Regions from separate parts of the Homo sapiens genome. Here all the other regions are linked to region 1. Evidence: chromatin loops called from intact Hi-C (ENCODE). Cell type or tissue: A673. All regions are shown on one strand.

Evidence for each region. Hi-C counts contacts between places; a loop is a spot of excess contacts. Peaks named below come from ENCODE experiments on the same cell type or tissue, not always from the same donor. Only the 100,000 strongest peaks of a DNase experiment are listed, where the experiment ranks them.
Region 2: it touches region 1 in a loop (5-fold over the local background); 21 of 110 quality-filtered maps call a loop at or near these places.
Region 3: a loop joins it to region 1, with 4 times the contacts of the local background. A loop is called at or near these places in 22 of 110 quality-filtered maps.

What each region holds. Positions count from the first base shown.
Region 1 is chr4:20,303,064-20,311,063 of GRCh38, forward strand. All of the region lies in intron 4 of SLIT2 (slit guidance ligand 2), which reads left to right. Among named protein-coding and RNA genes, the nearest start is that of SLIT2, 55 kb to the left of the region's middle. In A673, a CTCF peak has its summit at 3,116 (motif pointing right); DNase peaks (open chromatin) are centred at 3,118, 4,278 and 4,678; H3K27ac peaks cover 1,731 bases.
Region 2 is chr4:20,681,304-20,689,303 of GRCh38, forward strand. No RefSeq gene overlaps it. Among named protein-coding and RNA genes, the nearest start is that of PACRGL, 15 kb to the right of the region's middle. In A673, a CTCF peak has its summit at 4,075 (motif pointing left); a DNase peak (open chromatin) is centred at 4,028.
Region 3 is chr4:20,539,903-20,547,902 of GRCh38, forward strand. SLIT2 (slit guidance ligand 2) reads left to right here. Exons shown (of 37, transcript NM_004787.4): 20 at 1,551-1,717; 21 at 2,592-2,724; 22 at 6,129-6,197. Among named protein-coding and RNA genes, the nearest start is that of MIR218-1, 16 kb to the left of the region's middle. In A673, CTCF peaks have their summits at 4,975 (motif pointing left) and 5,177; a DNase peak (open chromatin) is centred at 4,949.

The sequences.
Region 1 (8,000 bases):
CTTTTGAAACCTTTATTATCTATATCTGTGATGACCTCAAAGTTCAAGTAGTGTTACATGGAAAATGTTAGTTTTATACTGTGCAAGACTTACTTTAATACAGGTTCACTCTTTGGATTCTGTTTGTAAAAGAGTAGAATTTAATTCAAGATTTCCTGTGGCTGGCTGGATTTAGAGAGCCACTCTCAGTACCCTTACAAGCCAGGCACTTTGCAGATACAAGGCTTTGAAACAAAGACTGAAACAAAGTGCAGTGGCTCTTTATATTTATATTTTACTTGTTTTATTGTTTTCATTGAGGAGGAATTTATTTATTAGCTTCCATTTATCATTAGAACACATTTCATTTTAGAGAAGCTCTGAGGTCTTAAAGCTAATATGGAATTACAGTTACTTTTTTTTTTTATTTTGAAGATCATATATGAAAGACAGTACATTTCATAGAAATGAAAGACAGATGCCTCTTCCTCTCTTTCTTTCTTTTCCTCCTTTGTACCAACCTCTGTGTTAATAGAAAATGCCTTGTGGTGTGGCCATGAGCATGGTGGTCTTGAGGAGCCCACGCTCCACTGAATGGATAAACAAACAACAGTGACACAGCATCAGGCTTAAGTCAGAGGTAGGATCACCGTCTGTGTAGACATATGTATGTGGTTTCTTCTTTCTGTCTATGTGGGTGCCTCATAGCAGAGTGTACGTGAATGTGGTTCTTAAATAAAATTATATGCACTGGGAGCTTAGGACTGAGGAAGAATATTCCAGCTAGATGGAATGGCAAAAATAAAGACATAGAACTACAAAGGTGAGTAGGTGGTAAGTTCAAGGGAAATGATAGGAGATGAACCTTGGAAGGCTGGTCTATGCCACACTACATGAGGTGATAACTGAGTTTGAATCACACCTGCTAGGCTGGGAACAGCATGGAAAATATTTAAGCAATGTTGAGACATGTTGAAATCTGTAAAATAGAAACATAATTACCATTTTGAGGGTGGGTTTGAGGGCCTAGAGGCTTATGTGATTTTCTCCTGCAGAGTTTTAGCTATGATAGCAGAGGAGGTGTTTTCTGCAGTATCTCTTGTGTCACAAAAAGTTCCTACCAGTGTATATTATTGTAAACTACTCAATACACATTTGTTCATTGGATGAATGATGCTACTTATCCCCCTACTCTTAATTAAAAGCTCAACTAGATAACTTTTTTAAAAGAAAAGAAAACGAAAGAAAGGAAGGAAAAAATAAGGTAAGAGAGAACTAAAAATTGGACTATAAGGCAGTGGAAATAGGTAATACAGAGTGTATTTGCAGAACTCAAAGATACATGGTTGTGAAGGAAGGAGAGGAGTTGTAATAGACTATTACTTTGACTCCAGTGAAACACACCTCTCAATTTTCATGCCCTTGTGTAGTGCCTTTCCTTGAATCTGAGCTTGGCCATGTGACAAGCGTTGGCCAATGAGACATTAGCAAGTGAGATGCAAGCAGAGGCTTGACAAATGCTTACATGTTAGAGATGGTCTTCTTGCTTGGAATACTTGTGGTTAGAGTGCACCATCTTGGAACAGCTGCCTTGCTGTTAGGAAGCCCGAGAAGTGATACAAAGAGATGCACATGAAGGAAAATGGAGATGCAGAGCTTACATTCCCATCTGTGCTCCCAGCCAGTCCCAGCGCTCAGGCCATTTTGTAACTTCCAACCATCCCCTCACCCCCACCATACCATACAAAACGCAAAAACTGCCCACTCACACCACAGAATTTTAAGAGAGCGTGATTGGTGGTTGTTGTTTTAAGTTGCTACACTTTAGGGTAGTCTGTTAACATAGCAAAGTATAACTTCAAAATGAATGGAGAATGGTTTTAATATATGCAGGTTAATTACTTGGTGGATTGTGATACCTTCATTTATCTTAGCTCAAAGTACAAGATAAGTAGTTTTGTTGCTAGTACACTAGACTGTGAATTCTTCGAAGAATGAATCTATATTTTTACTGCATTTTGGCAAATAGGTATTCGAAAATGTTTGCTGAATGTAATATTGAAAGCAAGCCATGCTCATGATGCTATGCCATTTAGCTGCTGCTAAACTGGTAACTCTCCATGTGGCTCTGCTTTTTATTTTTGCTTTTGGTTATCATGTACCCCTGTGACCCAACATACAGAATGGTAACAGGAGGTGTAAATACACACACACCCCACACAGACATATATACACCAAAAAAAGAACAGAAAATAAATGTTTGATGAAATGGAGACGGCTAGATCACAACACGTGGGAAAAATTAAGGTCTATGTCACCTGTGAAAAAACTGAAATTAATGAACAAATTTCTGTAACATAAGTCAGACATTCTTTCTATTAAATTTAAGCTAATTTATATAAAACACCATGTATGGGAACCCCCTATTCAAACACACAGCTTGTATACTTGGGTAAGAAAATGTGGGTTACCATTAGAATGAAAGGCAAATGATGTATTTGGAGATTAGTTATTACTTCCTTGTAAAAATGTGTAATTAAGCAATCCTGACCGGGCATGGTGGCTCATGCCTATAATCCCAGCATTTTGGGAGGCCGAGGTGGGCAGATCACTTGAGATCAGGAGTTCGAGACCAGCCTGACCAACATGGTGAAACCCCATCTCCACTAAAAATACAAAAATTAGCCGGGCATGGTGGCGCTCAACTGTAATCCCAGCTACTTGGGAGGCCGAGGCAGGAGAATTGCTTGAACCTGGGAGGCAGAGGTTGCAGTGAGCCGAGATAATGCCACTGCACTCTGGCCTGGGTGACAGAGTGAGACTGTCTCAAAATAATAATAATAATAATAATAATAATAATAATAATAATAATAATAATAATCCTAAAGAAGTTATGGTGCCCACATAGGTTAGCGTTAAGTGTATGTTAGATTTTCAAAGCTGTAAGTTACTCCTATGAAGTTATGCATAATTCTTACATCTTCATTGCTTCCAATTTGGTCAAGAAAGAAACCCTAGAATCTTGATCCTTCTGGAAGAAAAGGGAGAAAACAGGTAAAGTGGTAAAATTGGTTAGTGAAAGATAATGAAAGCCTTTAAGAAAAATTCTGAAACTGAAAGCAGCAGGGGGCAGTAGAACATTTTGAGTATGGAACACGGGGAGAAAGGGGACTGGTCAGTGGAGAAGGATGCTGGCATCTCTGAAGAAATGTTTTAGTTTTATTTTTAAATACACAAGACTATCTTTTGATCATTACGTTTCCTGTTTTCATGATCCTGCAAGCTAGGGATAGTCACCTGTGGTCAATATTAATATCAAATGAAACCTGTCCATTTAGAAAAGTAGCTTATGCTCCTTTCCCAACATCAGTATGTAGAATGTGCCCCTATGCATAATATATAGCAATTTATATTTTAATTCTCTTTTCTTCTTTTGTATAATTTGGCTTGAAAATCCTAAAATGTAGGGTAGAGGGACTCAAATTAGGAAGCTTGAGAATTACAAGCCAGGTAATCCATTGAGTATTAATTTTTCAATAGATTTATTTCCCGCGATTTGAGATCCTTATCCCACTGCATTTTCGTGTGCTTTTTTTGTTTTGTTTTGTTTTATCAAGTCAAAACAAACCAGTTTTTATTCATGGAGAAATCTTGCCTCTGTGCCTTTGCCTGGACTGTACTTTTACTTAGGATTTCCTTTCTTGTATATCCATGACTCCAAGTTATAATCAGTTCTTCAAAACTTATTTCAGATTCCAGATTATTGGTGACCACTTCTGGTATTTCCCCAACCAAAGAAAGCTGAATCCTTGCTTGCATTCTCCATAGCAGTATCCATGCACTTAATTATAGTACTTAATTTTCTATCTTAAAAAAATATATATAAATAAAATTTGTATTTTTCTTATAGGATTGTCAACTTCTTGAGTGCAGAAATTCATTTCTCTGATATACACAGCATCTACTACAGTTTCTTTCCTCCATTCCCTTCCTTTTTACCTACCTTCCTTCCTTCCTTCCTTCATTCCATGCCTCCATCCCTCCACCCGCTCTATTTCTTTCCCTCCCTCCCTCCCTTCCCTTCCCTCCCTTCCTCCCTCCCTCCCTCCCTCCCTCCCTCCTTCCTTCCTTCCTTCCTTCCTTCCTTCCTTCTTTCCCTGACTCCCTCTCTCCACCCCCTCTATTTCTTTTCCTTCCTTCCTTCCTTCCTTCCTTCCTTCCTTCCTTCCTTCCTTCCTTAAACTAAGGGTCTCCTTGTCACCCAGGCAGGAGTGCAGTGGCGCCATCATAGCTCACTGCTGCCTTGAATTCCTGGACTCAAGCCATCCTCCTGCCTCAGCCTCCCACGTGGCTGACACTGCAGGAGCACACCACCACACTCGGATAAATTCTTAATTTTTTTTCATAGAGGCAGGATCTCACTTTGCAGTCCAGGCTTGTCTCAAACTCCTGACTTCAAGTCCCTCCTTGGCCTGCTAAAGTATTGGGATTATAGGCATGAGCCACTGGGTTCAGCCAGTTTCTTATTCTTGTTAGACATTTGATTAATACTTGTTCAATCTATATATGCAGTTACTCTTTTTGAATCTTACCTATGCTGCATTAAGACATTCAAGACAATGGGGTGAAAGGACAGGAAACTAGTATTTAGTAAGTGCTTAAGTGTATACCAGGGACTCTAATTCTTTGCATCTGTTCTTTTAAAATCCTATTAGCAACTGTTTAAAATAGGTAATATTATGTCCATGCATTTAAGGACATGAATCTCACAGGCAGTAACTTGCCCAAGCTCACATGGATAGTGTGAGGCAGAACTGGGATTTGAGACCCACTGCCTGTCCCCTGACCACCTCCAAAGCCCATGTCGTTTTCACAACACAGCAGCTATTATCTATTTGGTGCTACACATTGCTTTAGGAACTGCTGATTCTACATTGAATAAAATACTCTACTGTCTTTGAAAGACTCACATGCCAGCAAGGAGGAGATTAATTATTATGATTTTTAGTGATAAGTGCTTTAAAAATGTCCTATGGCTACCAGGCCAGGGACCATTACCTGTGCCTGGCAAGAGACACGCTTCATGGAGAGGTGTAGCTTGGACTTGGGAAGTGATGGGGCCTTGAGGGATTAGCAGTTCACCAGGTAGAGATGCTAGAAAGGCCAAGGAAGGAGTCTACCATTCAGAAACGGGATGTCATAGCTCACTTGATCAGCTCATTGGCTGGGAATTTGTGTACATGGTAAAACGAGTGGAAAATGCCATCACCTCATTATGGAATCTCTGGAGTGCTCCAAAGTGCCAATAGGTAACCTGATGTATTAAATCACATGACAACAGAGGTTTATAGTATATAGATTAGATATCAGAGAAGTGATTTATACTGCAGTGGTAAGGTCAGACAGAAAATATAGGAGGGGAAACAACGTGGTATAGAAAGCATGAGCTTTGAAGTCAAATACATGAAGCTTTGAATCTCAGCTCTTGACACTTTTCAGCTACATGACCTTGAAAAGTAATCCAGTTGCTTTGAGTATCAGTCACTGCCTCTGTAAAATGGGGATATTAGCTACTTCAAAGACTCTTGGTGGGATTAGAGAAGGAATGGAATACTTAATAGAAGGTAGGTATTTAGTAAACAGAGGCTTATATATACCCTTAATTTTTGTACATATGGGTATACTTATAAAAATGTTGGTAAAGCAATGCTGTTTCAAAGATCCTATTTTAAATATATCAATATATGAAGTAATGTCAAGTTTCTAGTTGTACATATGTACATACAAACAAACATATATTTACCTTTATTCTAATTTAGTGACATTCTGATGCTAAAAGGACATGGAAAGTTCACATGCTTTTCATTTTCTTATACTTACTTGTATGAAAAAGACTATGTCATTCTTCATTGAGTCTTATTTTGGAGGTTTCGAGAATAAGTTTAATTTTATGCCATTCCTAAGGTATTTTAGGATTCTGTCATCAGATTCATCATTATTATCATAATTAATTCAAAATTATAAATGATATGATTCTCCTTGTTTGTAAACCAGTTTCCTTGGGTTTTAGATATGGTCAATTTAACAATGATACTGTTCCTGTTGTTGAAATAACGTTTGCCAAAAGTTATATTCTAGATATTCTTAAATTAAAAGAGTAATATTCTTATTGCAATAAAGTTATTTTTATGTATTTCACAAACAACTTTATTGAATATTGAAAGTTTTTAAATAAGAACACCAATTATAGCATTCTTTGCACTAAAATCCTCTAGAGGCTCAGATTTTTACTTTTAGTTTTAGAATAAAGCAGTGAAACCTCTTTCTGCTTTTAACAGATCTTTTTTTTTCTTTATCCACTCTCTTTTCTTCTTTTATAGCATCCCTTTTCACCAATTATTTTCATTTCTCTTATTTTTTTAACTTACAACTTTTTATTAGAGCTTTTCCTCTGTCTTCAAATATGCTTAAAATTCTTCTGTCCTCAAAAAATAAAAATAAAAAAGAAGCAACAAATAAAATCCTCTTTACTTGTGTAAGATCCTATTTCTCTCCTCTCTCTAGCTAGACATCTTGATATACTTAATTTGCTATATCTAATACCTGATCTTTAAATTAATTGATTAAAAATCTACTGTGATAACCTCAGTGTCCTTTACTGTACTACTAAAGCTCCTTCTACTAACAATCTTTGGTGACCTTCTAGTCTTTCTTTCTTTTTTTTTTTTTTTTTTTGAGATGGAGTCTTGCTCTTTCACCCAGGCTGGAGTGCAGTGGCGTTATCTCGGCTCACTGCAAGCTCCGCCTCCCGGGTTCATGCCATTCTCCTGCCTCAGCCTCCCGAGTAGCTGGGACTACAGGCGCCCACCACCACGCCTGGCTAATTTTTTGTATTTTTTTAGTAGAGACGGGGCTTCACCATGTTAGCCAGGATGATCTGGATCTCCTGACCTCGTGATCTGCCCGCCTCGGCCTCCCCAAGTGCTGGGATTACAGGCGTGAGCCACCGCGTCCGGCCCCTCTAGTCTCTTATCAGATCTGGTGGTTCTATCTTCATCAGCTACTTTGCACAAAATTTACCACCATCTCCTTCTCATACATCACTATTTCCTCAAATTTCTTTCTTACTCTTTTTTAATGTTTCTCATTGTACACATGCTTTCTGGACATTCTTGCTAATTTTCAGGTTTTTAACTTCCACCACGAGCTGCCAACACTAGAGTTTATATCTCTGTCTCTTTTTACTATCTGTACAAACCTGGATGAAACATTAGCAACTCAAATTTAGTCAGCAAAAAAACAATTATCTTTCTCTATGCAATCTTCTCTTTCATCCTGCCAAGACTTCGTTCCTTCTGTATTTCTTTGCAGTTCATAGCACCATCATAACCCGAGTTTCCTAGGGCACCAACCTGGATATCACACTGAGACTTTTCTCTTATCCCCACATTCAGTAAGCCTTCATCCCTGACAACTTTCCCTCTTAAGTATCTCTTCTTCTCCTGTCCTGTTCAGCATCGTCCCAGATTTGCCTTCTCTAGATTATTACATTGGTACTAAATGGACTTGCTGGCTAGAGGTATGTATGCTTCCTTTCAGTGACTTTGCCCCAATTGCTGCAGAGTGCTCTATCCTAAACCCACGCCCCTGCAGGTCTTTATTCTGGAAGCTCTTTCATATTATTTGGTCTCATTCTGTAACTGAATTTCAAGTAAGTTTCCACTCATAAATCTTTAAATGAAGGGAATGTGGCTATTATTATCTGTGTTCTGAGAGAGTTTATCACAGTATAGGTAATCCATAAATCCTTATGGATGAACTGAACTCAATTTTTTAAATTAGTTAATTAATTTATTTTCAGAGACAGGCTCTTATTCTCTTGCCCAGGCTGGAGTGTAGTGGTGCAATCATAGCTCATTATAGCTGTAAACTCTTGGGCTCAAGTGATCCTCCTGCCTCAGCCTTCCTAGTAGCTGGATTACAAGTTCATGTCACCACACTCAGCAAATTATTTTTTTAAT
Region 2 (8,000 bases), 380 kb after region 1:
TTGGATTATTTGGGAGAAAAACAGCTGGTTCTTATAATTATTATTAGGGGATTTGGATCAATAGAAAGAAGACACTCTGTTCTTTTAAACATTTCTTATGCAACATCATATACAACCCACTGCCTGCCCTCACCCCTCCCCTGGCCCTCTGGCTATCATATTGCTCTCTGACTTTTAATCACAGACTCTGTCTGTATAACTCTACAAAAGTCCAGCCAAAGAGCCAAATATTTAGCCAGTCCTCCGGATATTCTGTTCTCAGCATTTCAAATATCATTTTGTTGAAAAACATCTGGGTCCTTGGCCATGACAAAAACAGTTGTATCTTTCTTCATCAAGGATACTTGGCCTTATATAGCCAGAGAAATAAATTAACAGGACCAAAAGATGCCTAAAAGTATCATCTGAGGAATCTCTTGTTTCTAAACAGTTAACATCGAAATCAGGGTTTCTTAATAGCAACAGCGGCATGGTTGACATTTTGGACTGGATGATTCCTGGTCATGGGGGGCTGTTCTGCACATGGATGGACATTTTGCAGCCTCCCTGCAAAATAGATGCCAGAGGGACATTTGCCTCCTAGTCGTGACGATGAAAGTGGTCTCCAGACATTGCCGGGGATAACAGTTGAGAACCACTAACCTAAAGTATCCAATTTCGATAGTCTTATCCAGTGCCAGCTAGCCTAGAAGGTACCTATAGAAGCTGAATTTAGTTTAGAGAGAGTAACAGAGTGCCAAGAATGGACATGGGATAGGACAGCGGAGAGCGGAAGCATAAAGCCGTAGAAATAACCAGAGCCAGCCGAGCGCGGTGGCTCCCACCTGTAATCCCAGCAATTTGGGAGGCTGAGGTGGGCGGATCACGAGGTCAAGAGATCAAGACCATTCTGGCCAACATGGTGAAACCCTGTCTCTACTAAAAGTACAAAAATTAGCCGAGTGTGGTGGTGTGCGCCTGTAGTCCCAGCTACTCGGGAGGCTGAGGTAGGAGAATCGCTCCACCCGGGAGGTGGAGATTGCAGTGAGCCGAGATCATGCCACTGCACTCCAGCCTGGTGACACAGCAAGACTCCATCTAAAAAAAAAAAAAAAACCATTTATTTCATTTGTTCATTCTACACCCATTCATTCATTCATTTGTTCTTTTGACAGATACATATTGAAGGCATACCTAATAGAAGAAACTGTTCTGAAGTCTGGGTATTCAACAAGAAAGAAAACACAAATTTTATGTTCTCATGGAGCTTATATTCAAATGGAGTGTGGGGGACTTGAATAAGAAGGCATCTAAAGTACCTAGTGTTCGCAGATGCTAAGATGAGAAGTAGTGCGAGAAAAAGAGAAAGGCTCATGAGGGAGGGTATTCCTCAGGGTCTGGTTAGGAAAACACCCAGCAATTTTAGGAGTAGAATGTTACAGAGGGAATGGGTTAACAAGGTATAGGAGGAACACAAAGGCTGCAAAAGTGAAAAGAGAATGCAGAGATAATACAGAGATAGTAGCTTCAGAAAGTTGCTGCCACTCCCTCCCAGGGCTGGGGGTACAAAGGCAACAGGATCAAGTTGTTAGAGCCTAGAAACTTAGTAAAGATTCTGGTGGCACTGGGATACAGACCACTGAGGAGGTGGAGATGGCCCTGCCTGCCATTGTTTGCGGCTATGGAACTGAAGTTAAAAGTCCTGGAGCAGCTGGGTGGCTGACCAACTGGGGATGGTATCTCTGAGGAACACGCTAAGACTGCTGCAGAAAGTTTGGAACACATCTGTTTACCGTAACCACCTGCTGAGCTGGCCTGACACCAGCAGGACCAGCAAGCCAACAAAAAGGAAGAAAATGTTCTCAGAAGCTCACCTACCTCCCAGTCTGCTTCCAGCACCCTATTGGCAGAGTTTATTAGGGAGTCAGCAGCATAGGGGAAATGCTGTCTACAGAGACCCAGGACCAGCATTACAAAGTAGAGTGTGAAAGGGAGGGTTGAGACTGAGAAACAGAGCTTCATAACCAGTGCTGGGAGGCTACTCTTTTATATAGGAGGCCCTTCAAGCCTACCCCACCCTGATTGGGAGAATGTCTGGGTCATTTTGCTCTGTGCATGAAAGTGCTTCAGGAGAATCATTCCCCACACCGTGAACTCCTTCATGGTGTGGGGGATATTATTTATCTTATCACAAAATGTGTATTAAGTGAATGAGTGAAATGATACCTTTGATATAATGCTTGTAGCATTAGTGACTTTTTCAGCTTGGGTAATTCTGATTGCTAGTGTGTGTATGTGTGTGTGTGTGTGTATGTGTGTGTGTGTGTACTTGTTCGACATTCAATCTGATTTTAATAAATATTAACTAGGTGCCCACTAAGTGCAGAGCTCTGCATCAGATGCTACATGAGACCTAAAAGAATTAAACCTTGTCCCTAAAGGACTTAGAATATCGATTCCTGTGTGTGCCATCTGGTGCATATCACTATTTTAAAAAGGTTTTTTTTTTTAATTTCTTGAGGTCTTTTGAATCCTATTCTTCTCTGTTTTTAAAGATATTAGCGATGCACGTCTCCTCCTACCCCACTTTAGTCCCCAGCTTTATCTCTTTTATGAACAAAATTAAATAGATTTCCTCCCAGAAGGAATCCTTTGGTAGAAATTGTATAAAGAGAGAAATTAACTCTTTCAGACTCCCAGGGTGCTATTGCTAAATGTTCTATAAAACTCCTTCCTCATTACTACCTGGAGAGAGACTTGGCATCCGGAAAATAGCATCCAATATGTATTCACTTATTTTCCTCCTTGTTATGTGATGGGGGAACATGAGTGCAACACACTGAAGATAAAGAAGGCTAAGGGATGCTTGTTCATAAATAAGAATAAGATAAGGGTATAGGCTGGGGGATTTTAGTCTCCCAACACACTTTGAAGGTTTGGCTCCTTAGATAGCCCGAGCATGGATTCCTGCCTTCTGCTCCTGCAGAAGGTGAAGGGGGTGGAGGCTGCTGTGACTAGGGCTATGACACTAACTTTGGCTGTTAATGGTGGCCTTCCTTAGCCTATCTCCAAGAATACGGATGCTAGTACAAGTCATGTGCTGTTAACCAAGTATTTTGCCCCTTTCCTTCTGAAGTGGCACTCTATTAAACAGTAATATTTTCTTCCCTTGTTGCTTAAAATAAATGTTTTTAAGGCCTATGAATACTTTGGTCAACATTAGTGGTTTTTCATACTTCCTTCTCTAGGTTTTTAGGGAGAAATGCCTACACTGTTCTTTGAATTGCTTCGTTATTATTATTCCCCAGATTTTCTCCATGTATTAAAGATCCTAAGAATTCTAAGCTCAGACTTTTGCCTCTGTAAATATATTTTTTAAATGGCTGCATAATATTACCCATGGACATGATTCCTAGCCATAGCTCTACTTTGCAGTCAGTCCATCCCCAAAAGACCATCATAGACCACACACTGAATGTTCTACATAGGTTGGGAAAATCTAATGTTAAATATAATACAAAGAGACAACCAGTGATAAAGTTTAAATCCTGAGTCTCCAAGCACATTTTCTTCGAGGGATTCCTTTTTCTTTAGTTTGAGGTAAAAGACTCCAGCAGAAACAACCTCTCTTGACATCCACAAGCCCTTCTAGTAGTGCTCCTGGGTGTGGGTGTCATGAAAATGCAGAGGGTCTCTTACATGTGGTCAAAAACGTTTCAAAGCAGCTCAGCAGATGTATTAGGCTGTAGTCATTCTCCTCTGCTTAGCATTTGGTCAAGATAAGCATTTCCAGTCAATGCTGATTGCATTTAGCCTGACCATGTTTTTGTACGTTTCAATGCTGATCCTATTTTCTCCTTTTAATCGTACAAATATATAACAATAAAGAAAATAATTTTGCTAGCAGTTGAATTACAAAATGTGTTCAACACTCCATTAATAAAATCTCTATCTTGTTCAACATCTCCAGTAAATAGCCTTTATATATTTCCTCTTTTCTATTTGCCAGCTGACAATAGAAAACATTAGCTGAGAGTTGAATGCGGGAAAGCAAAATAAGAGATAGTTATCCACTGCCATCTAGTGGCTAAAAACTTAAAATTCAACCAAAGTTTTTGGATCTTTTTCTTCTAAAATAGTGGAAAAATAAATATTGGAGCATATTTGCACATTTTAAAGGTCTTAATTCTTTTAAATTTTTGAATAAGAATCTGAACAGATAATAAACACATTAAAATTAAGTTTATTTTAACTCCATTACTCACATCTCAACAATAAGACAGGTAAGGTAGTTCATGTGGAGCAAAAAATGAAAGCAAGAATTGACAAGTATTGGGTTATCTTCCCAGGGAAGACAGCTAATGAGGAAGGTTTTACCCTAGCTTAGACCTTAATCAGAAAATTATAGATATCACTGAAGGAGCCAACTCGTTAATTTACCTTCATTGTGCTGTTTGGAGCTATCTTATTCCCAGCACTAATCTCTTTCTTTAAACCAACGTGGGGGCCAAAGACCAAAGTCAGCCAATGCCTCTTAGCAGAAAACAAGTATTTTAGAGATTCTAGCATTGAAAGTTAGAGTTTGGGAACACAGATTAACCTTTTTACAGAGTTTTGATATTGCTATTCAAGGCTGCCCTACTGGACAACTAGAATTTACCCCAAATACGGAGAAATCAAGTGTACTATTCTCTAGAGAAACAGAACCAATTGTGTGTGTGTGTGTGGGTGTGTGTGTGTGTATGTGTGTGTGTGTATGAGAGAGATATTTAAGAAATTGGCTCGTGTTTATGGAGGGTGCCATGTCCAAAATTTGCAGAGCAGAGCCTCAGAGCCAATGCTGCAGTTCAAGTCTGAACGCTGTCAGCAGCAGATTTCTCTCTTGCTTCAGGGAAGGTCATTCGTTTGTTCTATTCAGCCTTCAACTGACTGGGTGAAGATTACCCACCTTATGGAGGGCAATCTGCTTTACTCAAAGTCTACTGATGTAAATGTAAGTCCCACACCAAAGCAGCCTCACAAAAACATCCAGAATAATGATTAACCAAGTATCTAGGCACCATGGCCCAGCCAAGTTGACACATAAAATTAACCATCACACCAGGTGAAATGTACAAAGTGTGAAATGAAAGATTTGGGAGAATTTTTGAAAAGTTTCAAAATGTGCTTTATCATTCACCTGAATAAAATGATTGCTTTATGTCAGAGGTTCTAAACAGCACCTCTCTTTACCACTGACACTTCAAACACCATCAGAGGTACTTGATCATATGACCCAAGTGGTACAGCAGCTTGGACAGCAGTCTGGAGCTGTTGTAGAGCCTTCTCTTGCTCTGGGCCCCACTCAAAACTAGTAGCTTTTAGGGTCTCTCGGTAAATGGGCTATGATAACGCACCCAAGTGTCAAGTATGTTTTCTCCAACATCCAAAGAGGCCTACTAGGTGTTGTATCTCTTTTTTTGGTTGTAAGAGAGGACAGATGCAATGTGTCTTCACCTATCTCAACATGCCCTACACCACTGGATCCCTAGAAATTTGACTGCGGTGGAGGTACTTCAATTCTGGTCAGATTTATTTTCCACATTCTGACATGTAAATGTCTTCTCAATAAATATAGAGTAGTTGTTACTTCTTGCTCATTAGGTCCAATCATCATAATATCATCAGTGCAAATAACCAGTGTAACTCGTTATGGAAGGAAAAGACTATCTGACTCTCCATCAATTAAATTATGATGTATGGCAGGAGAGCTGATACACCCCTGAAGTGGGACAGTAAAGGTGTGTTGCTGGCTTTGTCAGATGAAAGCAAACTGCTTCACCTAGTCTTCACAAATGGGTATTGAGCATAAAAGCATTTGCCAGATCAATAGTTGCATACCAGGTACCAGGGAATGTGTTAATTTTCCCAAGCAATGAAACCACACCTGGTACAGTAGCTGTGACTGAAGTCACCACCTAGTTTAGCTTTATGAAAATCCACTGTGCTTCTCCCAGTTTTATCAATTTTCTACACTGGTCAAATAGGTGAGTTGAGTGGAAATGGGATGGCAGTTACCACTTCCATATAATTTAAGTGCTTGTTGTTGGCATTTATCACTGATACCCTTCTAGGCATGTGATGCTGCTTTTGACCTATTATTTTCCTAGGTAAAGATTGTTCTAGTGGTTTTCCCTTGGCCTTTTCTACTACTTTTTTTGCCCTCACTTCACAGGCCAGGGAATGAATGTGAAAATTCTGCCAGTTTCTGAGAATGTCTATTTAAATTATGCATCCCAGAAATGGGGAAATAATCACAGCATGGGTTCAGGGACTCACTGGAGCCACTGTGGGATAGATCTGAGCTAAAACTCCATTGATCACCTGACCTTCATAAGCCCCTATACCAACTGGTAGACCACAGTGACATTTTGGTCTCCTGGACCTAGTGCCAATGTTTGCCAACTCCTATGCTAAAAAAAAAAAAAAATCCAGGGTAGACACATTTGTTCCTTTAAATTATGATTCCTTGTTGCTTAAAGGCTAACATAAAATTATACCCATTTATGCCTTCTTTTTTATAAACTGTGTTTGACAGTCATCTGTCTTGCCCCATGACTTGCTCTGACCAGTGTGGCATTAGCAAACATGGCAAAAGAAGAGCTTGTGAAGGGCTTTAAGACATTGGTGCTCATCCTCTTGGAACATTCCTTCTTGGAAGGAGGCTGGACTACCCTTAGATCACCATGCTGTAAGGAAACCCAAGCTCATCATGTGAAGCATGGAAGGGCACTAAGACAAGTAGCTTTCAGCTAGATGCAGCCAAGTGAAAATCCCTAGCCAACGCTGTGTGGAAAGAAACCACATAGCAAGCTCAGCCCAAATTCCTGACCCATGGATCATGAAAAGTAATAAATCGCCATTGCTTTAAGCCACTAAGTTCTAGGGTGGTTTACTGTATGTAACAAGTAGATGAAACACGTTTTCTTTAGAGTTTTCCATATTAGTTTTCTAATCATTAGTTTTTCAACTGCTGTCTTAATTTTTCTTATCAATTCATTGTAGATTGTGGGCAAATTGTGGATACTTTCTGGGCTTCATTTGTCTGAACTTTGAAATAAGGGATCTCTGCTATTTGGCCCCTGAGTATATCTTTCAACTCTAAGAGATGAAGTATGGAAGGTAAATATTATTTTTAATACACATTGTTTTAGAACATATCAAGTAATTTATTTGGATGATATGTTTTCTTCATCTTTCCCTTTATAATAACTGGCTTTGAGAAACCATACAATTAACTTTATAAATTTCCAAATAGTTACAGGCTTTCTGTAATTAGGACTTACAATGGCATACTCAGTTATAAGAGAATTCCTTTTTACCATATGGGATAGGATAAGATAAGAAATACTCAAATGGAAAATATCTCTGATCAACCTCTTGAGTATTTTAAAACTTAAGCTACATAGTAAAGTGCTTTAAAACCCCACCATAAAAAACTAATTAAAATTCTTCTATCTGAATACAAAACTTCATGTTTGTGTTAAAAATTAAAACAATGCAGAAGTATAGAAAGAATAAAATTAATCTTTCCCCTGCTGTCTATTACACTCTTCAGAAGAAAGCGCTGTTTTAAACATTTCTCTAGACTCCTAGGTAGCACTAGATAGGTTAGATGCATTCATAGATAGACAAGTGGGGATGGATAGGGGCAGACACATGGATACTTAGGTAAATAGATATGTCTATATTTGTATGTTTATATATAAAAATATACATCTATTTTAGTTTAGTTTTAATTTGATTTACAAATAGAAGTCCAATCCATATGCATCACTCTACAACTTCCTTTTTTTCTCTCTTATTTATTTATTTATTTATTTATTTATTTATTTATTTATTATTTTTTTGAGACAGAGTCTTGCTCTGTCGCCCAGGCTGGAGTGCAGTGGCGCAATCTGGGCTCACTGCAAGCTCTGCCTCCCAGGTTCACGCCATTCTCCTGCCTCAGCCTCCTGAGTAGCTGGGACTACAGGCGCCCA
Region 3 (8,000 bases), 240 kb after region 1:
TTTTGCCAGTGTTCTCACATTGGAGTATTTTCAGTATAAGTATTATAAAAGGAGAATTGATAGAGTTATTGCCAACAAACTTGCTCAAAAGGATCAGCTGGGCACAGTGGCTCACGTCTGTAATTCCAGCACTTTGGGAGGTTGAGGCGGGCGGATTACTTGATCAAGGTCAGGCGTTCGAGACCAGCCTGGCCAACATGGCGAATCCCTGTGTTTACTAAAAATACAAAAAAAAATTAACCAGGCATGGTGACAGGTGCCTGTAGTCCCAGCTACTCGGGAGGGTGAGGCAGGAGAATTGCTTGAACTGGGGAGGCGGAGGTGGCAGTGATCCAAGATCGCATCACTGCACTCCAGCCTGTATGACAGAGCGAGACTCCATCTCAAGGAAAAAAAAAAAAAGAATCATTTGAAATGACAGTAGATATATTAGGATGACCAGATCAAAAATAAAAGCTGTTTACTAGAGGGGGTCTACTATGATATTAGCAAAATATTGAAGAAATAGGTTGAGCTGATCCAAGAGAATATTTTTTGTAGACAGCTTAAAAATAAAGAGTATTTGTAGGCCTATAGACAGAATTCAAGAAAAGTAAATAAATAAATAAATAAAATTTAAAAGTAAAAAAAGCCACACACCTCCAAACAATGTATTTCAGGTCTCTTATATGTCAGTATCTAAAAAGCAGCATTTGAAATTATTAATTATCTAACTGATAAGATTTCTCAGTAACGGTGGCATGCAAATCTACTAATCTAACTTAAAAGGAGGGGAATAAAGATAGAGAAAAAAGTTCATAGCTCAAGTCAGTGAAGAAATAATTTGAGAGAAGCATCCATCCATCAGGAAAGTACTTAATCCTCTTTTTGCATAAAATGTGACATTTTACATCGAGTGGCTAATTTGCACATATTAAAGATGGCATGTTTATAAATAATGAGATTGTCAATAGGTTTATGCTGAAGTGGTGAGATGCCAGAAGTATTGAAATTTGTAGAAGTAAATTCATTTTTATAACTGGCATTTAATCAACTCAGCTGTCAGTTTAGATGGGAAACCTATTCTCTAGAGCAAATAAGAGATGGAAATCTTGAGATGACAAATTAATGAATTAGCTGTTGTCAGGTTAAACTCAATAATATAAGGTAATCAGCCTTCATCTTTATATTAAATTACTGCATTATCAGTGCGAAGTTTGACAGCAAGTCAGATTTCTGACAAGTTTAAATTATTTCTAAATGAAATATCTATCAGGATCCACTGTATAAACCCCAAATTCTACCTTACCTTATTTTTTGCATGAAATCATGTGAAGAATTACCTTATGTAAAAGTGTTGTTACTGCTTAAGTTCCAAGCATAAATATTTTATCAAAAAAAAAATGCATCTCATATACTGCATGTGATTCTGAGTAAGAATGGGGACAGGGAATGCAAAGAAGAAGGAATCATTCCAGCGGAAATAGCGTGGAGAAGGGTAGCTGGGGTTTAGAGAAGGAAGAAGATGAAACCCCAGGCTAAACTGTGCATCGTTTGCCTGTGGCTCTTAGAAACCTCTTGGCCAATCCTTTTAACTGTAACTGCTACCTGGCTTGGTTGGGAGAGTGGCTGAGAAAGAAGAGAATTGTCACGGGAAATCCTAGATGTCAAAAACCATACTTCCTGAAAGAAATACCCATCCAGGATGTGGCCATTCAGGACTTCACTTGTGATGACGGTAAGAAATACTTATCAACTCTTTGATTGTCAGGCATTCACATGCCTGTTCTGATGCAGCTTTGCACAAATCTACAGCATAGTTCAGCTCAGCAAATAATGATCGTGTATCTTTTGCTTTGTCGTTTGGGTTTTGTTTTAGTGCCAGGACACTTACTTTCTTAGACTTGCCTTCCACATTTGAGTCTACTTGATGTGCATTTCTGAATGTTTTAGATTTTCTAGTTTCCAACTTGTGGTTGGTCTTACTTATATAGCTTCATTTTAACTTTTCTTTATTACCCTAGGCATGTTTTTTAGTACCTACCATTTTCAAAGGAGAAAAGAAATTAACTTACAGAAGTTTTAGTAAATCTGACAAAAATACTAGTTGTCACTTTTTAATGCTCTTTCTATATCATCACATTTGATTCTCATATAGCCCTATCAGGTACATAGAACAAGTTCTATTATTATTGCCAATGAACAGAGAGCTAATTTGAGCTTTATAAATGAGGAACCTAAACTTTTAAGTTAATATATTCCCTTATGTCTCTTCATATCTGTTTCCGTGCCGTTTCTCTGTAATTCACTTTGCATTTACATATTGTAATTAAAAATATAATTTGTACAAATAACTATTTTCCATTGTATTGGTAATTGTAATTACAGTTTACAAATTGCAAGCCATTTTCCAGAATTCTTCCCTAGGCAGTCTGAAAACAGTGCTATATAGAACTTACGGTATCAATTAGTAAATACTGAATGTCCCGCAAATAAATGATTATGTAGCTTAAGACTCTTGTGTTTGTTAAGTTAATTTAAAGGCATAAAATCCCTTCTAGCACCTTCAAGACCACAAATCTTGGTTTTCCTGTATTTCCTCTGCGATTTAGGAAATGATGACAATAGTTGCTCCCCACTTTCTCGCTGTCCTACTGAATGTACTTGCTTGGATACAGTCGTCCGATGTAGCAACAAGGGTTTGAAGGTCTTGCCGAAAGGTATTCCAAGAGATGTCACAGAGTTGTAAGTAGAGCTTGTCTTTCTTTTCTTTTCTTTTTCCTTGATGATAAATGTTTCATACACCCAGAGGAATGGACAAAAATCTTTACAATCTTCTTTACAAATCATATTCTAAGGCCAGTTAATTATTATCCTGTAAAATGGTAAATAAGTAATGCAAAAGCTACTTTAGAGGCCCTTGGGAATTGCTGTGTGTGTGTGTGTGTGTGTGTGTGTGTGTGTGTGTGTGTGTGTGTGTGCGCTATAAGATTTCTCAGTGCCTTTACTATGCTAAAGTGTACTATGACTCTTCAAGAAACAATGGTAAAATATAAGGTATCTTTCACATTTATTTGTTCCTATACCCCTTTTCTCATGGAGCATCTTACAAGACTAATGGCCCATGGAATGCACTTTGGGAAATGCTTTATATTTCATTTACTTACAGTCTAGGATATTCTGTACAGGAAACTTTTTTTTTTACCTCTGTGACCCCTAGGAGAAAATTTTACCACATGGGATAAATAACTATCTGGTATATGGAAGAAACTAGCATAATCTCTTCCCTTAAGAAGAGATGCTGCTTTTGGAGGCTTGAATCAAAGTCCTTTAGATCCTAAAGGGTATGGGACCAATTATCCTTGACATTTTCATAACTGATATTTAACCACAAATTATATGGCCAGGATATACACATCTCGACCTTCTTCTGCACTGCCCACGCTCCCTTGGCTGCCTCATGCTACAGTTGCAGAATGGAATTCATTAGAGAATATGCTGCCAGAATAATGATGCTTCCATGCCCCATTCATTCCATTCCTTTGTCTCTAAACTGTCATATTCTGGATATGCTTGTTCTGAATACAATTGAGTCACTTTGCCTGTTTATTTTTTATCTATGTGGAACTATGGATCAATAATGATTTAAACCCAAATGTAATTTATGCAGATGTGTATCAGTTATTTGTGCAGATGCACACACATATTCCAAATGAGCAGGTTTGACAAACTTTTGACAGTGTGCAACATAGGTAATGAGGTTCAAGGGCATGTCATTTCAATTTTTAAGGATCTTATTTTCAAATCACATGCAATTCTTTAAACCCTAAGTTTGATCCTGAATAGAACACTTAGAGGAAAAAGGCACAAACTTAGCACATGTGCTTAGAACACGGCTCTTAGATTTGAACTGCTGTTAAGTGCTTAGGTCCTCTCTCACTACCAATCACATTGGTTAATCAACTGGAAGGACTATTTTATATGTATATGTGTGTAATTAAATATTTAATTCTTATAGTAATGTTTTTTATTTCAGAAGATCACATAGGGATATTCCGAAACCCTCCTCTGTGGGAAAGCTAGATGCCTATAGAATATTCTGTGTCCACAGGATGGGGAACATCACACACCGGGGCCTGTCTTGGTGTGGGGGGATGGGGGAGGGATAGCATTAGGAGAAATACCTAATGTAAATGGCAAGTTAGTGGGTGCAGCAAACCAGCATGGCACATGTATACATACGTAACAAACCTGCATGTTGTGCACATGTACCCTAGAATTTAAAGTATAGTAAAAAAATAAAATATAAAGCAGAGATAGTTAAAATAAAAAATAAAAAAAGAATATTCTGTGTCCAAAGCATTAATTTTAGGAGTACACCAATGAAGAACTTACACTCAGACCACCTTTGATGCTAAATCCCTTCTTCTACAATTTTAACTGGACTATGTATTGGTCACTTTACTCTATTCCCATTAAATAACTTTAAACATTTCTTACTAAGCTCCATTGGACATCCTGCTTGGTGCATACCCTGTGCTATCTACAGCATATTTCAACTATTCAAAAAGTTGAATTTTCAATCTATTTTACTACAAATTATTAAAAAGTAGTCTTTTTTTCCAAAGAAAGTTTGTCATAGAGATGAGAAAAATATTAGCTTATCTGTTTTGAATTCAAGTTTTACCCCCTGGAGAGCTTATTCTTGTAACCTTACCAAGTCAGCAGAATCCTTCTTAGCAGTAACATATATGCATGTATTAGAAGAATTTCATATGTGTATTACATTAAATAATTAAAGACTTTGGCAAAAATTAGTATTATTGGTGGACTAGTTTTAACAAATGGTATCCATTATTTTTAATCAGTTCCATATAACTTCCGCCTTAGATTATTTTACATATAAACATTCATAGCGCACATTCTGAATCTTGACCTTCTGCTGTGTTTTCTGGAATAAAGGGAGAGTGCTGAACTATATAGGGTGATGCTTCCCTCTAGTGGTATCAAGAAAAACTTAGGTAGAGGAAAGAAAAAAATGGAGAGGGGTCGAAGAAGAAATATCAAGTCAGAAAATTTAGGTAGACATGATGAGTCATAACATAGACCCAATTATTTATCAAACATTAATTATATTTTCTGATAACTGGTGCCTTTTATATCATTGTTTTTATTTTGAAATATTGGGAATAAATTATCATCTTAGACAACTTCTCAGCTATTTCTATATCCAGAAAAAATACCAACTTCAACCTGGAATCTTGAAATGGACCACAACATTGGGGTAGGAACGGCCACATGTTTAATGTCCCAGAAGTGTCTGTGGGCACATGTATAGCCAGATGGCCCCAGTTTCTGAATGACATTTGCACCCTTCACCATCTACGTTCTAGGAAAAACAGCCTTGGAAGGAGATGAAATTTATTTTCCTTATTGTGACATAATAGATATAACTTCAGGCATTCGATTATCTCTCTGTCCTGCCAGTTAGCCCAAAACCTATTTTCTGATTATTCTTCTGACTCTAATAAGAAGGGAAAGTTTACTTATATATGGTTATTTGATTATTGCTGTTACATATATATATATATATATATTTATACACTTCATCAATTTATATTCTATAAAATCTCCTAATGTTATCATCACCAAGAAGATATATGCTGGTTACAACTATTTTTAAACTTAAACCTAATATGTTCAAATCCGCAAATATGCCTTTAATGTGTCCATTGTTATTCACTAAGTGTATTGACACATATTAAGGCAGCAATGAGTGGTCTTGGCCACAGCAGCAAGGTTTTGTTACTAGTTAATGAATTTCATGGTATTGTGTCCACATAAACACAAGCAAACTGAAGGCTGACTAAAAGTACGGTTAATTGAATGAATCTCCTTGCTTGCACACAGATGGCTAAATGCTGGGCTTGCCTTGTTAGATAAACCACAAAGAACTGGACTCGTGGACAACTCTGCTTTTTTTTTTTCTTTACTTCTCTTAAATAATAATCCATGCTTGGAACACGACATCTTAAAGCAAAAATTGCCAAGGGGTTCCTTGCCTCAGTTAAGAGTGAAGTACTGTTTACTTATTTTATTCAAGGCCACCATTACTTTGTAAGAAGATAATATTGTTCCATTGTTTTTAGGTATCTGGATGGAAACCAATTTACACTGGTTCCCAAGGAACTCTCCAACTACAAACATTTAACACTTATGTGAGTAACATATTGCACTTTTCTTTGACTTACTCTATTTCCAGAAAATGGGGATGGCAAGGGACAGAAGATTTAGTGAACCTTCCAGATAATACAAATCATTCACAGTTAGATGCTTCCCTCCTTGCTCATTGCGGTTCTGGACCCCTGGCTACATCTTCATTGAATATCGATCAGGCGATGGAGTGTCTTAGCAAGAGGTCCTCCTCTATTCAAAAAAGCACAAATACAACGAAGTCTGAGTAGTCAGAGAATTATGAAAATGTATAAACCTGCAGATTTTTATTGATAATGAATATGGGTTATTTTATGACAAACTAAGGAAGGAAAGATAGAAAACGATGCCTTTATTCTTGACTTTAAGCGAAAGATGGTAGGTGGTAATGACTTTCCCAAAAATGTAAATGTAGTTTATTATGTTTGTTTCTTATACAAAGCATTGTTAAATAAGTTATGGGTTTCCAGTATTAAAATGTATTTTAGAAAATCCATATATATTCATGTAGTGTTTAAGTAAACTTGACAAAGATACTAACATTTTGAGTATAAATTTCAAAATTTTGATTTTTTAGCTTAAAATAACATCTCTTTTTTTATTAATGTAAACAACCTTTGACAACCCTTAAGTTGTAAATACAAGAAGATATTTAAATATACAAACATTTGATCTAGTTACATGCACAATGTTTAAAAATTGATATAATCTTTTACATATAATACTATACTTTTAAAGTAGCCTTATTGGTAATTGAGAAAACTTTTCAGAACACAAAAAATCAGGAAAAAGATAGTAGATATTAATAGAAAGTACCGTATCATTTGTTTAAGTCTATCTAATTTTAGAGTAAATATTACTAGCGTAAGAAGCAGATTACTGGTTAACGAATTAGAAGGTTTATTTCTAAGTGAATTCTACAAACCTAAGTAGCAAAAAATATTACATGCCCCAATGTAAACTAGGTACATTGAAGCTAGTTAAAATTGCTGCTGATCACTTTCCTTGAAAGTATGGGTAAATCAAACACTTTATAGAAAGTAAATAGGAGTATTTAAATGACAAATGATTAAACAATGGAAAAAGATATCCTCTAAGATGTCTTGTTCTGCTTCTAGTTATTTATTTGATAGCAGCAAGAACTGATTACATACATTTTGTTCTGTTAAATAAACCATTAAATTGCTGCAATTTCCAAAGGGTCACTTTAGCAGAATTGGGTCATTTGTGGGACAGCATGTGATTACTTTCAAGCCAGCTCGAAATGACAAATGAGGATTTGTGGATCCAAAAATGGTTTTACTAGTGACTCATGATACAACTCTAGGCAAGTTACTTCTGCTAATACAGATACTTTTATTTTTAAAATTTAGGAATAGTTCTTCAGCAGTTAAAAATATGAGTATAAAGCTCCTCTCAGATTCTTAACATTTTCACAATTTCATGGGTCCATTTTACTGACATTTTGATATTTTAATAAAGGAATAGATTATCCTCGGTTTTTCTGAATCTTCCATTTATTCATATATTTTGCATTTTGCTTCAGAAAAAAATTAGTGAATATATTTAGTTATTATAAATGGTGAATATATATTAGTATTACATATTGTATATATATTTTAATATATTTTTTACATATATAGTGTGTGTATATATACACTATATATATAATGAGAATAAGATCAAGTTCATGAAATGTAAATTACGACCCATAGTACAAACTATACATATAAGTAGCCATTTAACATTGGTAAAAATTCAACGTCTCTCCCATTTACTTAACATTCATTAAACAAATATTTATTGAG